2 separate regions of the Homo sapiens genome follow, and region 1 is linked to region 2. A link is a contact called in ENCODE Hi-C or POLR2A ChIA-PET data. All regions are on one chromosome and are shown on one strand. Each heading gives the region's core, a stretch centred on a gene start or an enhancer-like site at or near the end of the contact. The rest is flanking DNA. Distances are from core to core; before and after follow the strand shown.

What was found. A loop is a pair of places that touch in the nucleus more often than their neighbours do. ChIA-PET counts read pairs that join two places held with the same protein, here RNA polymerase II (POLR2A). Pooled maps may share reads with other maps.
Region 1: a loop to region 2 is called in a map of dorsolateral prefrontal cortex, with 5 times the contacts of the local background. The contact joins the enhancer-like site here to the promoter of EFR3B in region 2. A Hi-C loop is called at or near these places in 46 of 168 maps with a recorded cell type or tissue (B cell, CD14-positive monocyte, CD4-positive, alpha-beta T cell and 30 more), 16 of 37 single-sample maps with no recorded cell type and 44 of 50 pooled maps. POLR2A ChIA-PET finds 5 or more read pairs at or near these places in 9 of 52 experiments (A549, Caco-2, GM12878 and 6 more).

What each region holds. Positions count from the first base shown.
Region 1 is chr2:25,126,579-25,132,212 of GRCh38, reverse strand. It overlaps EFR3B (EFR3 homolog B), which reads right to left. Exons shown (of 23, transcript NM_014971.2): 6 at 3,881-4,030; 7 at 2,104-2,238; 8 at 1,583-1,661; 9 at 710-845; 10 at 302-463. Among named protein-coding and RNA genes, the nearest start is that of POMC, 39 kb to the left of the region's middle. RefSeq lists a silencer at 619-913. Within about 2 kb of position 3,078, at least 3 of the 41 ENCODE cell types and tissues checked have a DNase peak (open chromatin) inside an H3K27ac peak, as active enhancers do; they include dorsolateral prefrontal cortex, where a contact is called at or near this core.
Region 2 is chr2:25,039,659-25,045,823 of GRCh38, reverse strand. EFR3B (EFR3 homolog B) reads right to left here and starts at 3,748. Exons shown (of 23, transcript NM_014971.2): 1 at 3,505-3,748. The coding sequence starts at 3,511. It overlaps DNAJC27-AS1 (DNAJC27 antisense RNA 1), which reads right to left. Exons shown (of 3, transcript NR_034113.1): 3 at 6,130-6,165. RefSeq lists silencers at 2,355-2,484, 2,815-2,944, 3,055-3,134, 3,265-3,884 and enhancers at 2,842-3,790, 3,791-4,740.

The DNA.
Region 1 (5,634 bases), core at 1,829-4,328, 87 kb before region 2:
CCAGTCCTTTCATTTCCCGACTTCATTCTCTCCGAGGTCCGTGAATAGCATGTGGGTGCTGGACAATCCTACAGGGGCCCGGTTGGATGCCCTTCGCCCCAGTGCGGTCCCTCCCTCTCCAACCCCCATCCCCGGGCCGCCCCCGGTGCCCCGCCCCTTTCCAGGGTCCCTCTTTCCTCCCCTTGGCCCCACCCCGCCCTGCGCCTCAGTCTTGAGCCCCTGGGCCCCGTCCCGTCCCTCCCCTCCCCTCCCCACTCCGCGCCTCGGCCCCGCCCCGCCCCGGCCCGGCCCCGCGCCGCACCCACGGTCTTGATGACGGCCTCCTGGAACATGCGCTCCTCGTGCTCCTTGATGATCTTGGTGCCGAGGCTGACCGCCCCGTCGTAGCTCCCGGTCAGCGCGTAGTCGATGCTGAGCCGCAGCTGCCTCAGCAGCGTGTTGAACATCTCCAGTACTGTGGGCCCTGAGAGCGGTGGGGCGGGACACCCGAGATCCAAGGCTGGCACCCTCCTCCTCTGTGCACCGCGCGCAGGCAGGGCAGGGTCACGCCCCCTTCCAGCCTGGGCTTCCTCTGCGCTCCCAACTTCCTGGCGGACTTCTCCCGAGGAAAACGGACTCCGACCCCTCCCTGTTGTCCCTTGCCTCTCTCTGTAAGAGGCGGCAGCCTCCGCGGGGTCCCCGGCCCTCAGGCCCTAGCCATGCCCCTTACCCACAGAGCCGGTGGCAGCGATGACCGCGGCTTCCGACAAGACTTCCACGATGCCCGCGCGCACCGTCGCAGCGCTGCGGCTGTTGGCGTCCAGGTGGCCCAGGAGCTGCTGGATGACCAGGTGTGAGTGCTGCGGCTGCGGGAGGAAGATGAGCTGGGCCTGGACAGCAACCCCACGGGGTCCCTGGGCTGCGCAGCCCTCTCCTGGCACCCAAAGGCGGGGGTAAACTAAAGGGACGTTCCAAGGCCCCGGGCACTGCAGTTGGCACTGACACCTCGTGCCCTTTACTGGATCCTTCCCTTCTCCCTCCAACAAAGAGCCAAATCCCAGTGGAGGCCTCAGCTGACAGTTTTCCAGGGCCCTTTTACTTCAAAATTGGTCAAAAGACCATTTTAAAATAGGGTCTTCCTTTCATTTCTTCAGGTCTTTCCGGCAAGAGCCACGGGAGGCCACATGGCTTAGTCCAGTGCTGCCTAAAGTGGGGCCCCTGGGCTGGTGCCCATTCAAGATAGGTCTGATATTGGTTTACACTGAGATAAGGATGGGATGGAAAGTCAGTGTTTAGTAAACAATTTGTCAATGCTGTAGCAGCCAAGGGTGTGATCTGTAGGCTTGCATTTTGCATGAGTTTTTTATTTAATTTTTCTAGAAATTATTTGTTTTAATTGTATTTTATAAAAGTATTGGTCTGTGATGTACTGGAAATAAAATCAGCCGGCCCTTCTCCACAGCTAGCTTAAGCAGCACTGGTTTCGGCAACTGGGGGCTTCGGAGGAGTCACAGGGGACTTCTGGCTTTCTATTTTAGCACCCGTCTAGCTTCTAGAGAGGCCTTTGTCCTGGGATCCGGCTGGCCCAGGGGAGCCACCATACCTGAATTGAGTACATGATGATTTTAAAGCAACGGATGGCAAACACCTTGGGTTCCCAAAGAGAATGGTTATCCAGATGGCTGTGAGGGAGAAAACGTGGGGGAACAACTATGAAACTCCCGGCAGTGTTAGGGAGAAGAGATTAGCTTGGAGGCAGAGGGACACCTTCTCAGAGCCCCTCGCACAGTTCCCGGGTGAGGAAGTGAAGCCTGAAGGGCCTTGGGGTAGTCCCAGTCCAGTGCTGGAGAGAGGCCAAGGACAGCGCTCTGCAGTTGTGGATGTGTGTGGTGAAGCTGGGCACCTTTGCTTAGCGTTGGGTGCCTTCCTACTGGCAGCAGTTGGCCACCCTGTGGCAGCTTTTGCTGTCACAGTGCAGGGAACACAGGCACAGGGAAGGGATCGACTCGGCTGCGGCACCACAACTGTAATATCCCCTTCCCCCCAGCCAGCCAGGAGATGCCAGGGACCTGAAACACATCCAGGCTGAAGGCTGGGGCCAAGGCAGTGGGTGGGGGCACTCACATGAGAACAGGCTTGATGGCGTTTTTGATGTTGCCAAAGGCAGCCCGGCCCAGCAGCTCCCGAAGACACCTCTCAGCCAGCTCCGCGGGGCTCTCTTTCTCCTTCTCAGGTGCTTGGAGGGGTGAGGGAGACCGGCTGGGGAGACAGAGGCACATGGGTAGAGGGTGGCATGCAGGCTGGGGTCAGGCTCTGTACAATCCCGGCTTTCCGTGTTTCATCCACACAAGACAAGCAGGAATTTGACATGGGTTGCACTAGGCAATAGGGGAGGCGTCACAGCTGTCAGAAATTAAATGGGGGTAAAGAAGCCCCCACTGGGGGAAGTGGGGGAAGACCGGAGAAGAAAAGATAAAGTTCTTTTTCTGGAAATCCTTAAAGATTTCCAGATGTACCACTGTGGGAAGGATGCTCTGAGCCCCATGGGCCAGGTGAGGTGTAGAACATGTGTGTCTTGATGCACCTAAGACTTCAGAAGGAAAAGGAGATGGGAGATGAAGATAGGAAAGGGAGGCAAAAAACAAAACAGAAGTGGAAGAAAGGAGAGGAAAGAGAGGGAGGGAAAAGGAAAGGCACAGTGGTTGGCTCAGGCAAGAGTCAATGATACTCAAGTCACAGGGAGTGGGCCCACATCTGGACAGAACAGGAGCCGGAGGACTCCCAGCCCAGAGACCACAGCAGCTTGTCAGTGAGATGCTATTCCAGAAACAGCCACCAGATGGCATACGAACCCCACCCCACCCCACGCCCCACCCCACGCCCCGCCCCCGCCCCCGCCCCCGCCCCCGCCCCCGTCGACCCGAGTCTAGCTCTAGTAGCCTGGGATCAACCGACCTAACTAGCCTAGTGCACAGATAGCCCAGGTGGGACAGCAACGTGGGCCTTTCTCCCCATTCCATTTCACCGAGGGGAAAAATGAGGGTGCAGGGACAGGAATGAATCCCATGCTTAGGGGATCCAGGATTAAAACCCAGTATCTGCAAGCTCTTACTGAGTGGCTGCGGGCTGGTCAAGCATGCACGTTTTCAGGGCCTGAAATAGCATCAGGAAGCAACAGAGGAAGGAAGGTCCAGATGGAAAGTCCGCAGTGATCGGAGCCATGAAAGGCATCTTTTTTTTTTTTTTTTTTTTTTTTTTTTTTTTTTTTTTTTTGAGACGGAGTCTCGCTCCGTCGCCCAGGCTGTAAGTGCAGCGGCGCGATCTCGGCTCACTGCAAGTTCTGCCTCCCGGGCTCCCGTTCTCCTGCCTCAGCCTCCCGAGTAGCTGGGACTACAGGCGCCCGCCACCACGCTCAGCTAATTTTTTTGCATTTTTTTTTAGTAGAGACGCGGTTTCATCGTGTTAGCCAGGATGGTCTCGATCTCCTGACCTCGTGATCTGCCCGCCTCAGCCTCCCAAAGTGCTGGGATTACAGGCGTGAGCCACCGCGCCCGGCCCACAAAAGGCATCTTAAAGCCTCCTTGGCCCTGCTTCCAGGGAGACAAAGGTAACCAGACTCTTGGTTCTGTGTGTTATTACCAACAGATTTACCCACCAGGGAGCCCAGCACCAACACTGTCCTCCTTCGGTAACGCACATGTTAAGGGACACTGTGGGCTGGCACAAAGTCAGACCCATGGCTTCTAGGGAGCCAGCTTTGGACTCACTGCAGAACAAGCCACAAAGCCATGTCCCTGGCCTTGTAGCTGAGTTTTACTGACCAACCCAAACCATGTGGTTCCCAAGCAGCCCTTGGAGGGTTGATTATATCTACTGTCCTGCCCCATCCCGGCCTGCTTACCTCTCTGCCTCCTCTACATGCTGTAGATTGAAAAGCAGTGATGGAACGATCTTATCCATGTGCTGTGGGTCCCAGATATTGGCCTGCAGTTCATCATTCACCGTCTTCCTCACCACCCCTTGCAGGCCTTTGATGCCTGACATTCGAATTCTGTAAGGAAAAGGGTGAAGTGGGACTCGGAAGTCCTCTAGCCCTGAGAAGTCCAGCTTCGGTGGCTAAGAGAAGAGCACAGCTTAGGAGTCAGGGATACATTTGTCCATCAGAAGGCAGAATGGAGACCAGCTGCTACTCTCATGAGACCTCCTGGTGCTGGCAGACATGAGCCCAGGAAGCCATGTCTTTTTAATCATCTTGGAGACTCCCAGGCTGCCCTTGCCCTGGTACCATCTGGGCTCCAGCCCTAGGGTGCTGGATGCTCCAGCTCCCCATCTTTAGTACTTAGCTGGGGTTGTTCCAGCTTGGGCCCAAGATGTAAGAGCTCAAAACGCTGCCAAGAACTGATGAAGCAGAATCCGAGGCTGTGAGCAACTTGCGGGGGCAGGGGGAGGCGGATCCAGAGGGAGAGGCACAGAGCTGCAGGCTCTCTGGGCACAAAGGGGTGTCGGCTTGGAGCTAGGGTTAACCAGAGGGGAAACTGAGTAACAGCACAGCAGGAGCCCCTTTTGTACACCCCCAGTCCCTGCTATGTGAACCCAGGGTCAGCACAGCTCTGTGGGAGGGAGCCCTCTTTACTAGCCATTTATTTCAGACTGAAGTTTCTTTCTTTCTTTTTTATAAAACCTTTTTTCTGGTTATAAAATAATACATACTAATCATAGAAAAGTATAGAGAAGAGAAGATTTACCACTACCACCACCACTACCACTGTTATCTTTGTTATCAAACATAACTGTTATTGGCATTTTGATGTAATTCCTTTCTTCTGTGCATAATATATAACAGAATTAAGAACCTATTGCATATTTTATTTGTATTGGCTTTTTTCACATACATTCTATGCATTTTCCTATGTCATTAACTCTTCATAAACATGTTGAATGGTTGCCTGATAGACTATCATAAGACCTTTCTAAACTAGTGACTATTAGTCATTTAAGTTGTTTCCAAATGTTTTGCTTTTTTTTTTTTTTTTTTTTTTTTTGAGGTGGAGTCTGGCTCTGTCGCCCAGGCTGGAGTGCAATGGTGCGATCTTGGCTTACTGCAACCTCTGCCTCCCGGGTTCAAGCAATTCTTCTGCCTTGGCCTCCTGAGTAGCTGGGATTACAGGCATGTGCCACTATGCCCGGCTAATTTTTGTATTTTTAGTAGAGACAGGGTTTCACCGTGTTGGTCAGGCTGGTCTTGAACTCCTGACCTCATGATCTACCCGCCTCAGCCTCCCAAAATGCTGGGATTACAGGTGTGAGCCACCGTGCCTGGCCAAACGTTTCACTTTTATAATAATGCTATGATGGGCATCATTGTATGAAATATTTTACTATGTTTCAAGTCATTGCCATGAGTGGAATCAATGAGTCAAAAGGTAAGAAATAAAAGGCAGCCAGACACAGTGGCTCACACCTGTAACCCCAGCACTTTGGGAGGCAAGGCCAGTATATAGCTTGAGCTCAGGAGTTCGAGACCAGCCTGGGCAACATGGCAAAATCTCATCTCTACAAAAAATTAAAACATTAGGCCGGGCGCGGTGACTCACGCCTGTAATCCCAGCACTTTGGGAGGCCGAGGTGGGTGGATCACCTGAGGTCAGGAGTTTG
Region 2 (6,165 bases), core at 2,499-4,998:
CAACAGGGAAACTCTTAGCTATATAATTTTTTTTTTTTTTGAGATGGAGTCTCGCTCTTGTCTCCCAGGCTGGAGTGCAGTGGCGCCAATCTCAGCTCACTGCAACCTCCGCCTCCCAGGTTCAAGTGATTCTCCTGCCTCAGTCTCCCGAGTAACCGGGATTACAGGTACCTGCCACCACGCCCGGCTAATTTCTGTACTTTTGGTAGAGACGGGGTTTCGCCATGTTGGCCAGGCTGGTCTTGACCTCCTGACCTCAGGTGATCTGCCCGCCTCAGCCTCCTAAAGTGCTGGGATAACAGGCGTGAGCCACCACGCCCAGCCTTAGCTGTATAATGCTAACAAAAAGAAAAGCTCATGGGAATCCATTTTTGCATAGAATTTGCTAATGATCTTCCCACCCCAGTAAAAATGCTTTCATTTTTTCATGTCCCTTGTCAGTCTGCCTTCATAGGATTCCCACACAAAACTGTGGGCAGTCACTGTGTCCTTTTAGAGAGCCATTTCCAGAAACTGATGGGTTTAGGAATGACTGAGTGGTGAGGAGACAGCTGGGGTGAGTCTGAGAAAGGGAAGTGGCTCAGCGGCTTGGCACTGGCACAGTCGAGGTGATGTGCCTGTGTAAGCGGGGGTGGCAGGTGATACAAACAGGCTGTGCCCGAGTTGGCAGAGAGGAAAGGAGGGAACAGGTCCAAGGGGGCCCAAAGAGGACAGGCTCTTGAGCAACCAGTTTCAGGAGCTCGGAACCTCTTGTGATGCTCACAACAGACCTGGAAGGTAGACAGACATGCGTTTCACTTTTGTATACAGGGATTTAATTCTGAGTGACAATTCCACTTGCCTGAGGTCACCCAGCCATGAAAGGGCTCCTGGATTCAGATGGGATGACCTCAGAACAAGGATTCCTTCTATCCTAGATAGCACTGTGTCCAGCAAAGACATGGGGTTCCCAGCCTCCCATAAGCAGAAGGAAGAAGGCTGAGCTGTGGAGGGCAGAGGCAGGGTGAGGAGGGGGAGGGATGGGAAACGGAGATCCTCCAGAGCTGGACAGATGGGAAGACAAATTTATAGTGGCACAAGTCACCAAGGTGGGTGGACAAGGTACACCTTTACCTAAAGCTCTTAGGTGACTTTCGGCTCCATAGGGGGGCCTCTCTGCCCATCACGTTAATAAAACCCCTGGTGGTATTTTTCTAATGAGACTTTATAGGACACACAGGGGAGGTCAGGAGGTGGGAGGGGGAGAAGCGCAGTGCCAGGAGGCCCCCATTTTCATTGTGCCCTGTTCCATCTAACTCTGTCACCCTGGAAAAATAACTTGTAAAACAAGAGGAAAATTGCAATTATAAGAAGTCTATAATTCTGTGATCCCCGCCCCCAAACCTCCTTACTCACTTTTTTTCATCACTCTATTGACTTCTGGTGAGAAAATGATTTTAAATATCACATGAACCCTTTCTTTTCATGAAAGTCAGGAATATACGAAAATCCAAGCAGTTGAGTCCTCACCAGGGGGAGTGGGCTCCCTCCCACACCTCCTAAGATCAGACTCTGCACCCAGCAACTCAGTAGTAATTTCCCACCCAAGCTTGGTGTGACTTTCCTTTGCTGCAGGCAACTGCCCAGAGGATTCCTCCATTACAATCTTTCTATGAATCATTCAGGGTAAATACCATATCTGTTTGCATCTGGGGAAATAAAAATATATTATAAAAGAGAAATGAAAACCTGAGATGTGTCTGAAAATAGCACCCAGATGCTTTGATTCCCCAGTTCACCTTTCTGACTATCCAGCTCTTCCTTGTCTTGCTTCATACAACAGAGGCAGCCTGGGACCCCCACCTTCAGATATCTCGGGTAAACGACCAAATTATCTTGGACTAAATGCAATGAGGCAGCCCAGCAGAACCCAGTTCCTAATTCTGACCCATTCTGATGAGCCTGTCCTAACTCCTTCCCCACTGCAGGTGCCCCTGCAGTCACATGCTTTTGTCAAATGATCTGCAGCTTCAGGCTGCTACCTCTGCAGAAAAGAAGAGGGGGAAAACAGAGAGAGTAAAAAAATACACACATACTCCTATATATATACATACATATCACAACCTCTGGCTTATAAAGCATAACCGCCTTTTTACCTTTCCCCAGAGTCCCCAGTGGTCAGCAGCACAGCCTCTCAGGCCAACCTCCCCCTCCTCCCACTTGGTCCAAGAGAAATGGTACTTGCTGAGGGGACCTGCTGATGTCTCACCCTGGATCAGAAATGCAAACGTATTTCTGAGCAACTGGGCAGGGAAGGAGACCGATGAAAAAGTTGAGTCAGTCTCTCTCTCTCTCTCAGTAGGGGGGCCCACCAATTGCTGAGCCTTTCCACCAGGCTCTCAGCTTCCTCTGCCTCTAACAAACTTTGTGACTCACAGTCTGTTCGCGGAGCGAGGCAGCTGAGCAGCCGAGCAGCCTCAGTGATGGGTTAAATTGGGAACGCACTCTTCTCCAAACACTGACCCCTCAAGTGCAGCCTGAGCCCCTACCTTGCAGTGGGGGTGGGAGGTGAGCACAGCTCCAATTATTTTGCTGGCACTAGAAGAGCTGCCAGAGACCTGGGTTTTCATGGACTTATGTCTACCGGGATCACACACACACGCACAGCCCTTGGTGGGCTGCAGGCTCAGGAATGCAGTCCATTCCTAGACTGGTCTAGGTCTCCAGTGCTCCATTCATCAGAGCTGCAATGTGGGACCCAACGCGCTCTCTCTTCTTCACCCACACTGCCTGCAAAACCAGAGGGAGTCCTAGCAAATGATCAAGCAGAGCCGTGCATCGTGAGGGTCTGGCTAACTGTTGCACGGCAGTTGAGGGGATGGCGGTGGAGGCGGGGAGAGGTCAGGGCTGTGCTGCACCCTCTCAGCAGCGTCTCCTCCCTTCATCACTGCGGAGGGAAAATCTGGAAGTTGGTGAACCTGGATCCCGCGGGGCGGCAGGGGCAGGCAGAGGCCGAGTCCATTCAGGCGGGCGAGACGAGACTCGGCCACTGGCTGCTCCCCGGGCCTCTGCGCCGCCGGCGCCGCCTCCCGCCTTCTCCGAGCCGCGCAGACGACCGGCCGCGGGCGTCTCCCTCAGCCCTGGACCGGCTTCCCACAGAAAACTCCCAGGCACAAACCGCTTTTGTTAATTCCGCAAATGCTGCCACACGACCACCTCCTCCAGCACTCCCGGTCTGCTCGGCTCCGGGAGACCCGCTTTCCCCTGAGCCTCCGCCCCCCGAAGGACCACCGCCCAGCACCGGCACGCGCCGGGCCTGGAGAGGACCCCAGGGTCCCCGGCCCGAGGCATCTTTGTCCTCGCAGCGCAGACGCGCGCGCACAGAGCGACCGCAACAGCCCCGCCGGGCACCAGGTCAGCGGCCTGGCCCCGCGCCAGGGCCGTGCAGGGGGACAATGGTCCGCGCCGGGGAAGTTTGCGGAGTCGCCCCCGCGGGCCCGGGCCCGGGCGCGGAGCCCTCCTTACCGTACATCTCGGCGGGGCGCGCGCCTCTCGAGAGGCCGGCGTCGCTGCGGCGTTCCCAGCCAGCCCTCGGCGGCGCCCGCCTTTCATTCACAGTCGGGGCGGGGACTGGCGGCGGCCGACAGGGGCCCGGGCGGGGAGGGAGCAGACGCGGGGGCCGGCCGCGGGCAGGACGGAGCCGGGCGCCGCCAGCCCATTCAGCGCCGGGCTGCAGCGGCCGCCTCCGCTCGGGTTGCTGGGCACTGCTGCGCGCAGGGGGCGGGGGCTATGCTAATACTAATGCTCCTCCCTCCCGGCTCGGCCAACCCGAGGCCTCTGCGAGCCCCTCGCCCCGCCCCGCCCCTGCGCCCCGCCCCCGAGAAACCCACAGCCGGAGATGCGCCTTTTCCGAGGCTGTCGCCCTAAGGGCCGCAGCGTGCACCTGCGGAGCTACCCACCCCAACTCCCTGCTCCTGTCGGAGCGCTCGGAAGCTCTCCCTAACCTGGGGTCCTCGAGGTCAGCCGGGGCGCTGAGAGCTGCAGGTGCACCCCTCCTCCAGTTCTGTCCAGGCTGCGTGGGCTAAGCCGGGGGGCGCAAGGATGGGAATTGGGGAATGACTTCCACCCTCTCCTGGCTAGGTACCTTAGCTGAGCGCCGTTCTCTGATGAAGCCCTCCAGCCCTCAGCTGCGCCCTACCAGCTACTCTCTGGCTAGGTGCCCAGCCACTCTCTGGCTAGGTGCTTGCTACCACCAAACAGCGTCCTTCCCGGGTCAGGGACGCAGGAAACGCACCCCACTCCCAACCCCCAAGGGCTGCAGGAAGTCCGCTTGCTTTTCCTCTCCCTGATTTATATGTGTAATTCGCAAGCTTTGCCGCCAGGATCCTCTCCAGCTGAGCCCCAGCGCCGACTTGAATTCCAGCTCTGCACCTGCCGTGACCCTATGAGGAACAGGCACAGAGAGGCAGCGGCTCATGCCTACGCCCACACCTGAAGATCTCTCCTAAGCTAGCTCAGGACTTCCCTGGGCTTCTCATCCAGCCTTCTTTACATTGCACACGTTCCCGTCTTTTTTTTTTTTTTTTTTTTTTTTTTTTTTTTTTTTGACATGGAGTCTCACTCTCGCCCAGGGTGGAGTACAGTGGCACTATCTCGGCTCCCTGCAAACTCCGCCTCCTGGGTTCAAGCGATTCTTCCACCTCAGCCTCCAGAGTAGCTGGGACTACAGGTGCGTGCCACCACGCCCGGCTAATTTTTGTATTTTTTGGTAGAGAAGGGATTTCACCATGTTGGCCAGGCTGGTCTGGAACTCCTGACCTCAAGTGATCCGCCCGCCTCGGCCTCCCAAAGTGCTGAGATTACAGGCCTGAGCCACTTCTCCTGCCCCTCCTGGCCTTTCAATATCGATTTCTTAGTTTCTCTTGGCCCATGGTTGAGAGTTGTTTGGGTTTTCTTTTGTTTTTTTCTACTGGTAGAAATATTCTACTAGTAGAAGTTAGAGAGGAAAGGAACTTAAAGATACTTAAGAACTGAACTTCATTTTACTTCATTTAACGTTGAGAGGTTAATTTATGTTGTTAGGCTGGGCTGTGTGTCTGTAGGCCAATGATCTACTCTCTCAACCCCAGCTTCCTGCAGGACTGTTGGGAAACTGGAATAAAATCTACATGAAATGACACAGTGGGCACTCATGTATATTTTTTCCTTCCTTCATGGCTCAAGGCAGGAACAGAGCCAGAGAAAGAATCCAGGTTGCCAGACTCTTGAAACAGTGCTCAGTCTGTTGCACTCAAAACTTATGTTTCCTATTTTTCTCTGGCCTGGGCCTCCACCTCCCGCCCGCGCCCCACTCTCTTGCTGTTTCCAGGTTTTCTTCTTCTTCCTTGACCTCTTTGACTCTCTTAGCAGCATGCCAGCCCCAAGGGAAACCCTGGGATGGTTCCTGGAACACACATTTAGTCTAGACCCCCCTACCCCGGGCACACACTCCCTGCATCTCACAAATAACCTCTGTCTCTGTTCTTCAGTTCCAGGACCAGGCCAGGTGGCTTTAAGATTGACTGAGAGTCAGACTTGAACTGGAGCAGGAAGGAGAATCTCAGCTCTAGCTTGATATGATCACCCAGAGACACTCCCTTCCCACAATTCTGCTCAACACAAAATATACTCATGAAACATTGGTGTCTACAGTACAGAAGGAAATGCAGTGTCTGTCTTCAAAGAATGAAAGGTCTAGCAGGGAATTCCAGATGAATACTGATAAAAACATTACTTGAGGCCAGACGTGGTGGCTCACACCTGTAATCCCAGCACTTTGGGAGGCCAAGGCAGGTGGATCACCTGTGATCAGGAGTTCAAGACCAGCCTGGCCAACATGGTGAAACCACATCTCTACTAAAAATACAAAAATTAGCCGGGCATGGTGGTGCATGCCTGTAGTCCCAGCTACTCGGGAGGCTGAGGCAGGAGAATCGCTTGAGCCTGGGAGGCGGAGATTTCAGTGAGCTGAGATTGTGCCTCTGCACTCCAGCCTGGGCGACAGAGTGAGACACTGTCTCAAAAAAAAAAAAAAAAAAAAAAAAAAAATTACTGGGCAGGAAAAAAACATAGTCAATTCTGCATGAGAAGTACAGACCTCTATTTAGAAAATTCACAAGGCTGATAGTTTAATTTGTTCTTTCTATC